Linked DNA regions of Mus musculus: region 1 is linked to region 2. Evidence: chromatin loops called from intact Hi-C (ENCODE). Cell type or tissue: gastrocnemius. All regions are shown on one strand.

Region 1 (2,500 bases), 480 kb after region 2:
AGAGGGGAGCTGAGCAGCTTAGAGGCCAGGTGGCAGTTGGGAGGGAGGTCGCCCTGCGACCGAAGCTTCGCGGATAGGACACGGCTCATCCGCCCAGGGGTCGGGCCCACAGCCAGGGGAGCTGAGGGCTGGGACGAGGCTCGAGCCCAAGCCCTCTTTCGGACTGACTGGGACACCTCCAGGAGGCGCGCGGGCCAGTCTCGGGATTAGAAGACAGCGCGACTGTCCCCTCCCCCCACCCCTGAGAACTAAGCTGGAGGCGGAGGCGCGAGGCAGGAAGCACCGGGCCGGGGTCCCGACCCCTGACAGGGCCGGCCGGCGCGGGCCGCCAGGTGCCTCACTCACCACGTCGTAGACGTTGAGCACCACTAACTGGTTAGCCCCCATCCTTCTCCCCACGGCCGCCGCCTCGTTCTCCAGCCGCTCGGTCTCCGCGGGGCGGAGACGCTGCCACCCCCGCGGGCGCCTCAGGCAGGGCTCGAGCCGGGCACTAAGCGTCCAGCCCGGCCCACCGCAGCCGGGGCGGAAGCATCCGGCAGCCGGGACCGCTCCCGGGAGACGCTGTCAGGAACCTGTATGAGGACCCGGCTAGACAGGTGGAGAGGCAGCTCCAGCTCAGGCGCCTCCCCTCGGCCGCAGACACGTGGGGGAAGGCGGGGCCTGGGCGAGGGGCGGGCTTTAGGCACCCTGGAGGCGGGGCCGGGCAGGATCCAGGGATGAGCCCGCCTGCGTCTTGAGGTTCTCAGGCTCTGCAGCTGGAGACCTAAAATGGCGACAGGCCGGATGCCTCTTCACCCTGGTGGCTCGAGGTCGCAGAAAGACTACCGTTCCCAGAAAGGAGAGCGGAAACCCGCGATTCCTATTGGGCGTGTAAGCAGTCTGACTACATGTCCCAGCATGCACCAGGATATTGTAGGCACTCACGTCTCCCTGGGAGACTACAGTTCCCAGGATGTCATGCAGGGGATGTCAACCTCCCTCTAGGTTGTGGATTTTGCCTTTATAAGCCTGTTGGAAAATAGGGTCAGGGTCAAACTCCTCTACCACTGCGTAGTGTATGAGTCTCAGCCTCAGCATGCTGGCTTGTGTGCCATTAAAAGACAAAAGTACATAGAGTTTGTCCAGGGAACCTTCGCTGTTAGTCCTTGGTTAGCAGAGACTCCATTTGCCTTTTAGTTTTCAGTGCTGTTTTTGGAGTTTGTAGCGTGAGATGTGAATACAACGTAATGTGAAGAAGTGATGACTAAGTTTTCCAAAGCCCTTCTGCTTTTTTTCTTTTTTAATTTTTGAAAATAAAGAAGTGAGGCAATAAATGGAGGAAGGTTACCCTTGTAAAAGTGGGATGTAAGAAAGTCTCAGTTAACCCTCAAAACAGAATTCACATTTAGTGAGAGTATCCTGCGCTGGTTGGAAGAGTGTAGCAACTCATAGATTAGCTCAGTCCTAGGACACAGTGTTTGCGCACCCATTCAACAAATATATTTTGTGTTCCTAGTGTATGCCATGTAATATGGTAGACCTGGGAATTCAGCAACTGAACAGACACGGGAGACAAACAAAATTCCAGCAATGAGTATTTTGTAGAAAAATTGAGATAATTTAGAGTTATCTTAGGATGTGTGGGCAATGACTAGTTTTAAGCTAGAATCTGAATGACAGAAAGCTAGTCAAAAATAAGAAAGCCAAGAATTCCAATTAGAGGAGACATAAGTACATAGACATAAGACATGTTTTCTGTATTTAAGGAACAAAATAAAAGTTCTCTGTGGCTAGAACATAATGAGCAAAGAGGTGATCTGTGGACAGACAGTTAACTGGTCAGAAGACATCCTGAGTTTTCAGTTAACTAAGATTGAATATCTATTTTACATTTTAGATTTATCAATTGTGTGTGTGTTTGTGTGTCTCTGTGTGTGAAAGAGTGGAAGAGAGAGTCAGAGAGAGAAAGACAGAGACAGAGACAAAGACATCGAGGGGTGCAGGTGACCAAAGAGGACAGAGGGCAGGAATGCTCTGCAACCGAAGTTATAGGCTGCTGTAAGTTGCTTGACCTGAGTGTTGGGAACCAAACTGAGATCCTCTGCAGAGCAACAAGTGCTTTTAGTGGGCAAGCCATCTCTCCAAACTCTGAGGTTGGATTTTAAATGAAGAGTTGGTAGGGTTTGAGCCAAGGAACGACATGAATATGTACATAAGTCTCTTAAAAGATTGCTTGAGAGCTGGAGAGATGGCTCAGTGGTTAAGAGCACTGGCTGCTCTTCCAGAGGTCCTGAGTTCAAGTCCCAGCAACCACATGGTGGGTAACAACCATCTATATTTGGGATCAGATGCCCTCTTCTGGTATGTCTGAAGACAGCTACAATGTACTCAGATAAATAAAGTAAATAACTCTTTAAAAAAATAAAAATTGCTTGAGTTTCTTTCTGTTGGGTACACTCTCAAAAATAGGTCCTAGATTTTTCACACATTTGGGTAGATAGTATGCTATTCATAATATATC
Region 2 (2,500 bases):
AGCACAGGTTTCAAAACTCACCTCCATGCCCCTATGACATACCTTCTCCAACAAGGACATACCTCCTAACCTTCCTAAATAGTCTATCAACTGAGAACCAGACATTCAAATAAATGAGCCTATTGGGCCATTCTCATTCAAACCACCACAAATGGCTCCTGTGAAAATGTTTTTCTATTTAACCTCTGTTTCTAAGAAATATCACCAGACAAGCTCTACTGCATGCTGACATTCTCCCACCTCCTCTGGCTCTGGCAGTCCCACCAAGTCTCTTGAATGTCTATAGCTTAGTGTTAGCTTCTTAGAGTATCCACAGGACCACACATGACATCCAAAGGGACATAAAGGATACGGGCAGTGAGATGGCCTTCTAAGTAAGGCTGACTCGTTGCTTTATAGGCCAAAGTGGGATGTAGTGCTGTGGACACAGATTATCTGTCTCTGGAAGTCCAGTGATAAAATTTTTATGAGAGGTAACTGAGAACATGCTATAGAGAGGATCATTCTTGCAGGAACCGACATGTCAGCATCCTGACAAGAAGGGAAGAACAATGTTATAAAGCAGCAGCATTTACAAGTGGTACTGAGGCCTGTGGGAGAAGGAGAAACTGGGGTTTTGTTAAGCAGTTGCTAGATGTTAAGGCCACATGGCTCCCTGGCAGCCTATAAAGAAGCACTTGCCTCTTAGAGTAAAAGGCAGACTCTGTCATACATCAATTAAACAGAAGTGGTATAATTCCATGAAGAGGGGTAATAAATAACTTAGTACTGTTGGATATACAAAATTTTTGATGCATATCTTTATTTTTTAGGACATTTTAAAAACATTAAACCATCACTGATGCTTAATCATCAAAGTCAACTTGCTTGTATTAAGAATCACACTGGAAGACAGGTGATAGTTCAGCAGTTAACAGCTCATAACCAAATATTAGAAATCATCTTGGAAACGCCCCTGTGGGTGTGTCTATCAGAGTGCTTCCAGAAAGGGTTAATCAAAGAAGGAAGACCCACCCTAAGGGTGGGCGGCATCAAAGGGACAAGGAGGCTGGGGGTAATGTGACCAGCTGTCACATGTTCCTGCCACCTTCATCCCCTTCCACGATGGACTCCAACTGTGCACCAAATGAGCCTGTCCTTCCTCAGGCTGTTATTGTTAGGTATTTTGTCACGACAAGAAGAAAAGTAACTTATAGACCATCCTTAGCCAAGGCTTCAAAAACAAACAACAAACAACAAACAACAACAACAACAACAAAACCAGGCTGTGGAAAGGCACATGCACTCCAGTTTAGCATCCCTGAAATAGAAAATGCAACAGTTAAAGAGGCATTTACATCATCTGGCAAAACAGGTTCTTATGGCCAGAGTCCTGGCTGCAAAGGCCTGGCATGTGGCCATGTTAGAGAAACCAAGCTGCAGGCCCCTTTCATGATGCTGACTAGGCAAATTCTCTGGAGGCTCTAGGCGTGCACCCATCCCTTTCTAACAGTAGGTGGCACTGTCGTGCTGCAGAAGACTCACCCTGGGCAACAGGCACCCCTTGGGAACTGCCACATCTCTCCTACAAGGTAGACTGAGAAATTGAGTTAAACTCCAGCATAACCCAGCTGGGGAGGCACTGGGCCTAGCAGGGGAAGAAAGTAAGTGCATGCTGAAGGGAGAAATGAAACCAGCTAGTGTGACTAGGAGGCAAGTGTCATGGTGAACAGAGGGCTAAAATACAAGACTGGGGAAGTAATATTGCCTCAGGTGCTTCCCATGACACAGGGCCCTCCCCTCTGGCAAGGAACCCAAGTGGGAAAGACTTGCTACCAGGGTGGTTCTCAGGGACCTGGAATAAATAACTGATAACTAAACAGCACATGAAACAGAAAGGTCCATTTTCTCCTTAGCATGGACTGACTGGGACAGATATGCATGAGCCAGATTATGTCCCTTGGAAGATGGTAGAGGAACAACATACTGTCCACTCAGGGCATCAGGGACATCAGGGACATGCTGCTGAAAACAGCCTAAGCAGCGCTCAGCTCCAAGATGCTCTCCTTGTCAGGGAAGTGTAACTTTAATTTTTTGAAGTGCCTAGTTTTAAAAAAAAAAGATTTATTTATTTTTATTTATATGAGTACACTGTAGCTGTCTTCAGACACACCAGAAGAGGGCATTGGATCCCATTTAGAGATGGTTATGAGCCACTATGTGGTTGCTGGGAATTGAACGCAGGACCTCTGGAAGAGAAGTCAGTGCTCTTAATCACTGAGCCATCTCTCCAGCCCTGAAGCACCTACTTTAAATGCTTTAACTTCCATTTTAGCCCACCACCCACCAGAGGTAGTGGGAAAGAAAGGATACAGGGAAAATAGACCTATTTAGAAAGGTTCTTTGGAGCAACTTCCATCTGTGTTGTCTGGAAATCAGTTCAGTTCACAAGTTAGCAGTGGCAGCTTGATCCACTCGCAAACACCTCAGGGATACATCGGCAGTCCAGTTCGGTAGAGTT

The links. Peaks named below come from ENCODE experiments on the same cell type or tissue, not always from the same donor. Only the 100,000 strongest peaks of a DNase experiment are listed, where the experiment ranks them.
Region 1: a loop joins it to region 2, with 2.9 times the contacts of the local background. A loop is called at or near these places in 2 of 42 quality-filtered maps.

The regions. Positions count from the first base shown.
Region 1 is chr1:177,981,550-177,984,049 of GRCm38, reverse strand. It overlaps a transcript of Catspere2 not described here. Among named protein-coding and RNA genes, the nearest start is that of Catspere2, 8.6 kb to the left of the region's middle. In gastrocnemius, a CTCF peak has its summit at 941; DNase peaks (open chromatin) are centred at 382 and 742; H3K4me3 peaks cover 1,302 bases; H3K27ac peaks cover 1,264 bases.
Region 2 is chr1:178,462,903-178,465,402 of GRCm38, reverse strand. All of the region lies in intron 3 of Efcab2 (EF-hand calcium binding domain 2), which reads right to left. Among named protein-coding and RNA genes, the nearest start is that of Gm31289, 40 kb to the left of the region's middle. In gastrocnemius, a CTCF peak has its summit at 1,492 (motif pointing right); a DNase peak (open chromatin) is centred at 1,473.